Linked DNA regions of Homo sapiens: region 1 is linked to region 2. A link is a loop called in an ENCODE intact Hi-C map of the cell type or tissue named here. Cell type or tissue: endothelial cell of umbilical vein. All regions are shown on one strand. Each heading gives the region's core, and the rest is flanking DNA. Links, peaks and the distances in the headings are about the cores only. Region 1 has its middle 9.2 kb from the start of OR10D3. Region 2 holds the start of VWA5A (von Willebrand factor A domain containing 5A).

The links. Hi-C counts contacts between places; a loop is a spot of excess contacts. Peaks named below come from ENCODE experiments on the same cell type or tissue, not always from the same donor. Only the 100,000 strongest peaks of a DNase experiment are listed, where the experiment ranks them.
Region 1: a loop joins it to region 2, with 2.8 times the contacts of the local background. A loop is called at or near these places in 2 of 110 quality-filtered maps.

Annotation. Positions count from the first base shown.
Region 1 is chr11:124,171,449-124,176,842 of GRCh38, reverse strand. No RefSeq gene overlaps it. Among named protein-coding and RNA genes, the nearest start is that of OR10D3, 9.2 kb to the left of the region's middle. In endothelial cell of umbilical vein, for the core only: no CTCF peak of the experiment used is centred there; a DNase peak (open chromatin) is centred at 2,672.
Region 2 is chr11:124,112,288-124,117,681 of GRCh38, reverse strand. VWA5A (von Willebrand factor A domain containing 5A) reads right to left here and starts at 2,232. Exons shown (of 19, transcript NM_001130142.2): 1 at 2,200-2,232; 2 at 1,002-1,116; 3 at 128-185; 4 at 1-9. The coding sequence starts at 170. In endothelial cell of umbilical vein, for the core only: no CTCF peak of the experiment used is centred there; DNase peaks (open chromatin) are centred at 2,261 and 3,611; H3K4me3 peaks cover 1,110 bases; H3K27ac peaks cover 1,003 bases.

The DNA of each region.
Region 1 (5,394 bases), core at 112-5,111, 59 kb before region 2:
ATTAGAGAACTATCGCTGCCAACAGAGCTTGTTTCTCTGTGAAGACAAAAGGGCATAATGCTCCATATCTTCTGGCATCATTCTTTTGTCCTCTCACAGGGCCTGGCCCCACCACCAAATGAGCCACGAGAATGCACGTGCACATACAACACATCACACATTATGTCTTTTATCACAGAGCAGCCAGACAAAAACAGCAGGAGGGGATCCACTCTGAATGGGAACCCTTCCAGCTGAGATTAAATAATTATATCTTGCATGATCAAGATTTGAACCCAGAACTTATGATTCAAAATCTTATGCTCTGGTTTTCATGTAGCAATCATTGGTTTGGGGAGCTATCAATCATTGAGAGTTTCGAAAGTGTCAGGAAGGAAAATTTTTGAAAGAAGACTATCTCTTTGCTTTTCAGGTAAAATTGACCAGTTGAGTTAAAGTGAATGCTCTCTGAGGTGTCTGGTAGATCTTCCAGAGTGGTCCTGAGTAAAAGTCTCATCATGTTGTGTACATGAACCAATTGGTTATGTCCTAGTTAAAAGAAAATCATTAGTTTATCCATGGAATTAAGTGAATTATGGAAAGAATATCTAGTTTTTTAAAGAGAAATAATAGCATAAGATTTTGAATCATAAGTTCTAGGTTCAAATCTTGATCATGCAATTATTGATGTATAAGAATATACAACTTACTTAAACTGTCTCAGGGTCACTGAATTTCTTTACCTACAAAATTGAGATTATGATACCAACTCTCACATGTATTTTATGAATTTCAAATGAAATATTGTGTGTGCATTTTCTTGAAATAGAAATTCTCTGCAAATGTGAAGAATTGACACTAGTTTAATTATTTTTATTTAATAAGCACTATTAAAATGGTTCGCATCATGTCTTGAAGAGACCTAAACTATCGGAATTTTTAACAAGATTATTGAAATATAATCCACATACCAGAAACATATCCTTTTAAAGTGTAGAATTCAATTATGTTTTGTAAATTTACAGCTTTGCAGCAATACCTTAATCCAGTTTTAGAATATTTTTGTTACTTTGAAAGGATTCTCCATGCCCATCTGAAGTTGCCCCCTGTTCCTACCCTTAGCCCTACTCATTCACTAATCTACACTCTGTCTCTATTGATTTGTCTTTTCTGGACAGTTCCTATAGACAGAATCATACAATATAAGGCCTTTTGTATCTGATTTCTTCAAATTAGCATAATGTTATCAGGATTTGTTCACATTGTGACATTTATCAGTTCTGCATTCCCTTTTGTGATTCACTAATATTTCACTGTATGAATATACCACATATTTATCATTCATTTATGGACATATGAGTTTGTTCCACTTTGGGCTATTAATAATATTATTATGAAAATTTGTGTACAAGTTTTTTTTGTGGCCATAGGTCTTCAGTTCTCTTGGGTATACATCCAGAGGTGAAATGCTGGATATATAGACTATTGGCATTTAGATTTGAATTACACACAGAAGGAAAAAAATTCATACTGACTTATTCATTTCCTTACATGTATGTTGTTTCAAACTCAAAGCTAGATATAAACTCTTGTTTACCACATTTCTATGGTAATGAAACAAAAATGAACGAATGCAAAAAAACTATAGAACCAATAAAATTCTAATAAAGAACATTAATTTGCTCTAACATATTATGTTGTATTTCTGAAACCAAATCATTGATACTAAATTTTATAATAAAATATTTATATTTGTGAGTCTTGTGTTTTACATGGCAACTTGATTCTAGAATTTAAAATATATTTGGCCATCGTTTGAGCCATCTTTCTTACCCTTGTTGTAATCTTACTTCTTTTAAAAATGACTTTTTTGATTTACCAGGATAATATTTTTACTGGCTAAATAATTAAATTTTAAAGAAAAGAAAATAAAATTTTGAAGGAAAACTATCAATCCAAAATGGTCTTCAAATTACGGTTAGAGAATTCTCCAAGGAAGAGTGGTGTTGAATGTCAGTATAACAACCATAACAGGAATAGGTTAATCCCAGAATATGTGGAGATGGCTCTAGATGACCAAATGCCATCACAAGATGTTGTACATATCATAAGAGGGCAAAGGAAGGTGTATCAAAGGAGAAAAGTAGACACTCCTCCCCACCAATGTTGTGGTGTTATGTAAGTCCCACAGCTTAGTCCCAGAACTCTGTGAAGATGAAGATGAGGATAGAAAACTCAAAATTAACTGGGTTTACTTAAAGATAACTAGATTATTTTTTCCTATCATTTGACAGAAATGAAATCTTGGAATAAAAATGAGCTCAGTTTAAAAAAATCAAAGGAAATTACATTTTTGTATATCTGAGTTTGCAGCATATGAACAATAGTTTACCCATTTTGTATCCTCTCCGTGTATCTGAAACCTGCTGTGGCTCCCCAAGAGGTATGACAGTGACATCAATTCTATTATCACATATATCTGGGTGTGAATCAAGGGCCTGAAAATATAATGGCTGGAGCAGAATTACGAGCAGAAGATAATAGGCCTAGTTAAATTCAATGAACGTTGAAAATTATTTGAGCAGTGTATTTCACTTGCAACATTTCACTGACCTTAAAGCTTACTCCTAATTTCACAGGGCTCAGTGAACTAGCTTTGTTTGTTGCTGACTCACTGGGTCCTCTCTCGAATGGTCTCCATGGAAACCAAATGCAGAGAGGAAAGGAAAGCACAGGAAGGTAGCCTAACAATTTCAAGCTTGCTGTTTTGTTTTCCTTGGGTCCTGACTATAGAGCTAATGGCTTAGCATGGCTAAGTAAATATTATTTATACCAAATAAACATAAGTATATAATACTATAAGTATAAACACTAAAAAATACTATTCTATAATAATAATATAAAATAAAAATAATGTATACTATATAATAATACAATACTATATATATAAGTATTCTATGTTATTGATTTTTTTAATTAGAGAAAAAATAAATAAGAACTAATGACATTTTTTTCATTTTCTTCTTATTTCTATGCCTTAGCCTCTCCTGGATTTTTTCTCTAAAACCAACTGCTATTCCCAAATTTTCGAATTCTAGAAGCCAATAAAGCTAAATTTGAATGTCATGTCTTCCCTCAGGCCTACCCCGATATACCCAGATCAAACTAACCTTTCTCATTTGAACCCACTTCAAATTTTAACTGTATTTTTCTTATGACTGACAATATATAATTTGTTGCATTGCTAATTTTATAAAGGCCTCTAATTCATATTTTCCATAGCTCCTAGCTAAGCGTCTTTGTAGATCCTCAATGAATGTTTGCTAAATTAATATATCGGCTAATTAAAATAAGAGGAAACCTACTTATCCCTCAGATATCTTGATGAGAGGCAGAACTCCCAATTTAGTATATTCGTTTCTGTGCACTCATCTAGATATGTAGAATTTTTTCCTCATTTAAAAGAGCTGTTTATATTAATGATCTCTGAGGTCCCTTTTAGTTCAAAAGTTGTGTTTAATAATAATATATAAAAATAAGATATGATTATGGTGCATGTAAGTAAGGTTTTTTTGTGAAGTCTAGTCTGAATGTTTCTCTTTAATGCTATTCACCATTGGCTTCTGAGTGGATAGGGTCAGCTCTATAAGTAATGAAACTGGCAGAGGCCTGAGGGCTGGCTACATAAGGATATCATTTACAAGGAGATAGCCAACTCAATATTAAAAATAGTTAATAGACTTTCAGCTCTGCTCAGGCTCTTGTGCTGAGCCACTGCAGTAGAAATAGACAGGATTAGTGGAAGAAGACATATGGGGCACACTGGGCCTATTCTTGGGGAATTTGCAATGTATGCAGTAGATAAGACAAATACAAAGATAATTATAAAACCTTATTTGAAATCAGACAAGATCAATAGAAGACATAAATCCTGAATTAGATTTCAATCCATTTCTTGAAGTAACCTTGGATAACAGAGAACCTCACTTTGTTCTCACTTTTTCTGTGTTATTTTGTGTATGCTGTTTGGTCTGTGTCTAGTTGTTTCATCATACTTTTTTTTTTTTAAACTTTATGTGACATTTAAGGTCCCATCCACCTCCATCCACTTATAAGGACATTAGCATTTATCTTCTATTTTGATAGAGATGGTTTGTTATTGTGGACCCCAAAGGATTTTTCTTATATTTAGCTGAAAGCGACAGATTTCATTCTATTGGTGTGTGTTATCAAAATTGTTACCTTGTTTAATTATATTGTGTGTGCATGTATGTGTGTGCATGTAGTGTTGTGTGTTTCTTTGTAGGTATTTAAGGTAATTAAATACTCCCTAATGTCATGAAACTTAACTAAGAACATAAAGTGCCTCTAACTTTGGGACTTCAGAATGGTGGGGAGGCGGTTTGTCATGCGGTGTAATACATCTTCACAGCAAGTACTGACGGAAAAAATTAGCAAGTACCTAATTTAATCTATGAGGACGGTCATGGTTAACAGTCCCTCGTGAAATTCACACTGAGTCTCAAATTGCTTACCCTGGCCCAGCTGCTCAATTTAACTGTGGGGTTTTAATTGAGCTTTTCACCATGTGCTGATCAAAGCCAGCTGTCAGGAATGAAATATGATTGACAGGTTCCACTGATGCTTCTTTGAAGTGAGAAAAGTCCACACTCAGAATATGCAGCCACTTAGAGCTTTGACATTTAAAATCCATATTTTCGCTGTTCTTTCTTGTCAATTTCAACCAAGTCTATTTAATTGCATTGCAATTGACAAGTGGCATTTTTTCCACTAACTCCCACAAGAGAGAATAATGCTGTAGGAAAGCTAGTTTTTAGAAGTTTTTTTTTTTTTTTTTTTTTTTTTGGAGCAGGGGAGTTGCTTGTTTGCTTTTTAATACAGTGATTTAGAAAAAAATCAGCCTCACCTCGGAAATGCTGAAAAACTGATGTAAATGAAATTATCCATGAACATGTGTCTGGAAAGGAGGCTGTATATTAACATGTATGTGTTACACTCATAATTAGTTTTTCCTTGGAATAACAATTGCAGAGTGAATCCAAGACATAAACACTGTAACAAGCCTTCTTGCATTGGCTAACTAATCCTCTTTACCTCATGACACAGCTCACAAATGGAAACCAACAATTAAAGGGCAAAATAGCCAAAATCATAATGAGCATAAAAAGCATCTCGTAGAAATGAATACCTTTGAGATTAATTAACTAAAAAAAAATTCTTCTCGATGATTCCCTTTGAGAGATTCTATAGCTGGATGTAAGCGATAACAGAAGTTTTTGTAAATGTGTTTCCTACCAGGAGTTTTCCATTATGCAACTGAAAAAACAATGACCATTTACTGAGTTTTAACAAACGATGTTAATAGGAGTGACTATGGAAAGCACTTGCTTTGGT
Region 2 (5,394 bases), core at 72-5,071:
TCAGCGGCACTGGAGATAGACCAGAGTTCAAGTTCATCAAGCTTCAATAGATTGCCTCCTTGTAGATCAAGCCTTGTGATAGGTGCCAAAGATTCAATGGCAAGTAAGAGTCACAAATTAGGCTTACCTGGCTCCCGGTGGAGGGTGAGTAGGCCACAGAAGTGCACCATGGTGATGCAAGATTTCTGCAGAAAAGACATATCACAAACAGAGGACATGTTGGAAGTTATCTGTTCAAACACCAGTACTTTATGTGCCTTTCTCTGGCATAAGAATACATTCAAAGGGTTAATGTTGGAGTTAGGAAGTTGGAACCTTTAAAAAAAAGGAGACAAAGATTTCAGTCATAAGGGTCCTTTTAAATGGCAGTCCCAGGTGGGGAAGGTGTAAGATTCACTGGTATCTACTAAACAGGAAATCTCTGAAACACCCTGAGGCTGGTTCAAATACCAATTCCACTTTCTCAAAAGTGTATTTAATTCACCACTCCTTGGGCATATGGAGTAGGTGTCACTAATCCCTCTGAGCCTCAGTATTTTCTTTCCAAAATGAGTAGTATAATATCCACACATCGTATGTGAATTAATACATGTGAAGTCCCTACAATAGCACATGGGCCATAGGAGGCATTTAATCAATGATGACAGACATCACTATTGTCCCTATTATTGTTGTTACTGTTAATCAATAAACCTCTGCCACCATTCACTTTGGATCATGGCATTCAGAGACGCGCTGCATGTGAGAAGCTGTGTGATTCAAGATGGACTCCTGCCACAGGCCATTTACCTTGTGGCTTTTCTTTTGGGACCCAAAATTAAAAGATACGAGTATATTTGTTTGTATCCATCCAAGATATTCTAATATATTTAAATATTATATAGGCACATAGCCTACATTTGCACCCCCACTAAACAGCACCAATAAATCAGGCTTTTCATTCCATATCTGTTTTTATTTTGAGAAATTGGATAAAAACTGAGTGTGGCAAAATGACTCACAATTCGACAGCAACGCAGAGGACAGTGGCAGGTGTGAGGAGAGGAGAGGATGCTCAGAAAAGGGCTTCTACGCAGACCTCTGACCTGGGCAAGTTCTCTGGTAGAACAGGCTGGGCTGGGGGAGGGAAGAATTTCTAATAACACATTAAGCAGAGAGCCTAAAGCAGGAGACTCACACAGGAGTAAAACAGCTGAAAGAGAAGCTCTCAGGCTGGGCAATACTCACCAAGGTGGCTAGAGTAAAAGAGAGAGAGACGCAAAGGGCACCCCTACAAGGAAATAGCCTTCGCTTCCTGATTCTAAGCTCAGAACAAATCCTCCGTTGAGGAAAACTTGCTATTCTGCACCCTTGCCCCCACTCTTCCCAGTACAAACAAAATTAGTTTGGGTCAGAATTAGTTCTGTCTCTCAGGATGGCACTTCAGAAAGGCAACTTGCAAGGCTTAGGTAGAGACTGGCCACCAAGCTGAAAGCCATGAATCTGAGGCAGCTGGGAGAATACAAGGCTTCCGGCCTAGCCAGGTAGCTGCTTCAGGAATGCAGAGTCCCAGCACCAGCCGCTCAGCAGCTAGGAGGGTGGGAGGGGAGCTGGGTGGCACCACCGGCCACACACACCCCTGCGGCCTGTGGCAGGGGTGAAGTGGAGAACTCGGAACCAGACAAGGAGGAGATTTGGGGTAAGAAGTGGGGCTTGGATAAAATCAGAGATTGATTTAACCTTTCCATTCAGTCCTAGATTTCCAATGTCCACGTATTTACAGAAGAGACTGCGTCGGTCTCTTACATTTCTATAGAGAAGGGCTTAGGGGCTGCAACTGATTGGAGTAGATGAGGCTTACAGCCTCATTTCCTCAGCTTACACTATCCTGAAACTGAGAAAACATCAATTGTCTATATCAAAGAAAGAAAGCGGGAAAAAAAGTAAAGTAAAAGAGAAGGAAAGTAGGAAGAAGGGCCTTGAGATTAGGAGATGGCTAAATCCCTCCTTCAACCTCCAAAAGATTCCCCTAAACTGCCAAACTTGCAGGAACCTTCCTGGGGATCATACATCAGGATGAAATCCTCCACCCATGGGGCGTGCAATTCAAGGAGCCCCTACAAATTTGGGGACTGGGGAAAGGGAGCTAGAATGTGGAGCTCTCAGTCTTCCAGAGCAGGGGTTGGATCCAGGCCCTGCACCGGTAGCTTGGTCCCCTACCTTCCTCTCCTGCAGCCCGGAGCGCTCTGAGTCACAGCGGAGTGAAAACAGCTGCAGTCATAATTTCCGGAAAGAACCGCCCCCTTCTAGGGACCGGTTATAAAGTAGCGACTACAAGACTAAGGGATCAACGGAAAATTATTGAACAAATAATCGAACTTTCGCTTGTTTGTATCAAAGGAAAAGTCTTCGACTTTGGAACGTTTGGTTTTTTTCTTTGCTCTTTGCTAAGGAACAATCAGAGAACAGGCAAAGAGGGCAAGGGAAAATGCTGCAACAGGAACAACAACAATGACATTAAAAACTGCATATTTTTGTAAAAGCTTAATTGCCAAAGGCTTACTGTGTCCTGGGCCCTGTTAATCAAAGCTTTATGGAGATTATATCATTGACACCTTATCTCTAATGTGAGTCATTTTCCCCCAAGTTGCCCCTCCCCTACAGCAGGGGGAAAGATAAGGAGATAGTGCAAGGCACACACATCTGCTCTAATGAGAGAAGCTCTAGCCAGGGAAGCCCAAGTCTTCCTGTCATGGGTCGCTTATGGGATCCTGAAACCAAATGTTTGGGTTAACGATGTAAGTAACTGAGAATGTCTATGCTCATTTACCTGGCTAAAGGACATTAGAAGCGATCAAGGTCCCCATGGCTTCTCTATTTCAAAACAACCTATTAAATCTGAGACTTAAAGTGTCATATTGCTGTCGAGAATCTATAGGATAAAGAATACATGATACATATGGAAAACACAGCTTGATTTTGGTCTCTGTGATGTATTTTTTGTGGATATACTTGTTATATACTGGTTATATACTTGTTTTTGTGAGATATTTGTTATATACAAATAACTCTCCCCAAGTTATTTGTTCTCTCATCTGAAACGGGGATAATGACAAACCTCCACTGATTGTTTTTGTGAGATCTAATGAATCTTAGTGGCTATAAAAGTTTTATATATATATATATATATATATATATACACACACACACACACACACACACACATTTATATACTTTATATATATACACCCACATACACATTTATATACATGGATGTGCATGCATAGATGTATATATGTGTATATATGTACACCCATGCATGTATATACAGTTACATGCATGTAATATATGCATATATAGTAAAGCATAATATAAGCACAAATTCTATTTTATCAGTACTAGGCCCTACAACCATGTTTTTTACATGTACTGAACTAATTATGAGAGGAAATTATCCTTTTCTCTGGAGAGAAATCATGTCTGGTATTGTTCCTTGTGACTGTGCCTTCTTTCCATTGGCCGAAACATCTGAGCAACAAAAGGGAGGAGCTGGAAACGTGGGCAGAGTTCATCATCTGATCCTGCTGGGCTTAGAGCTTAGCACTAAAAGTCTGCCACAGACCAGGCATGCAGCGTGGTTAGAGGGCACTGAATCAGGAAACACACAGAAGTTGCTGGTTGTTGAAAAAACAACTATGTGAAAATTCCCATAACCTAGCACAATATACACAATTAAACCGATATAGATGAGATATCTTCACTTAAAAGTCTGTCTTAGTGTTGCCAGGCATTCCTCAAGGTTGATTCTCACCTTCTTTTTTATACTAACAGGAACCCCAAGTTTCACAATGTCTATGACCATTCAGAATAAAAACATTGCCTAGCCTCCCTTAAAGCTGGTGTGGCCTTGTAACTAAGCTCTGGCCCATAGGGTACAAGAAATAAGTGCAACACCATGTCATGCCCTTTCAAAGAAAAGAGGATGGCTTCCCATTCACTTTACCCTCTTCCTGCTCATTGGTGTGAATGCAGGTAACTGAACCAGCTTGAACCATAAAGACTAGATCATAAAGCCTGGAGCATTTCCCCTAAAAATGGAGAAGCAACAAGACAGAAAGATCCTGAGCCCCTGAGACTCTCATAGAGCAAGCCACTGTATCATCACAGAATTTTACAGGATAAAGTAACAAATTTCTCCATGGTTTATAACAGCTCTTTGGGTCCTTATCTTACCCTAATACATTTGATTATGATTAATTAAAAAGTAGACTTTTAAGGAAACTATCTTCTTCAGAATATGAAAAGCACATTTGCTTATAATGGAAATAGAAATCTGCATATTATGAGAACAATATCCAATTTATTTTAGCGCCCACCACTGTAACACATGTGCCCTGAATTATGCCGGTGTGTGTTGATTATGTTGATCATAGTTTGCTACTTATTTTTCTTCAGTTCTTCTGAGAGCCATTTCCCTTCCTGAAATAAAAAGGCTGTTTGTCATAGAGTGCTTAGCATTGGTTCAGAACAGGCTTTCAATAAGTCGTTTCGGTCATTGTCTCATTTCTGTTATTCTCTTTCTTCAATGTTCTCTATCATCATGGAGTTTTAAGTGTCCAGTTCTGCTTGTTCTCTCTCCTCTGATGTTTCCATAGCAATTCACCTAAAACTTCCTGCCGTTTTTATCATACTTGAGCCCTTTATGTGCTCTTAAAATTGTAAACCTTTAAGAAAGTAAGTTTTTAAAAGTCATGAAGTTATTTGTTTAATGAATAAATACATACAAATCCCAGTGGTTGTATATACGCTTAGGTCTTGTGATTGCAATCCACTATAGATACTGGAGAATAGATTTCAAAAGCTCAAATAACAAATGCTCAGACGTGCACAAATCTTATAAGCATTTATTACATATTGGTGATAACAATTATAATTAATAGGTATAATTTTCATATGATCACCGATAACTTGGAAATTAAGTGTTTGAAGATATCACAGACAACCTGGGCTCAGCAGAAACTTATCATGAATGAATGGATAGATAGAGTGAATTTAAAAATATGCATAGTACTATATATTGAGTTCCTATTTGAAACCAGTGCTAAGTGTTTTACATAGTATGTCAAACTACATTAATTACAGACAGGAATAATGTCTGTGATCACAAATCACTTAGTAGTTTGTCAGAAATTTCTTGGATGAGAGTGACCATTGCTTAAAAGTAACAATTTTCATCGATTACAAGCAAATATGCTCCTGACAAACCCAAAGCCTAGACAAATGCCAAAGGGGATAGGCAGGATGCAGCTCAAGTGTCTAAAAATCTATGAGGGCTTGTAAAGAACATATATTGCTCATCCAGAGGTTCGGAAAATTGTAGAGAAAACAAGAAACCAGGTTCTAATTTATCAGGAT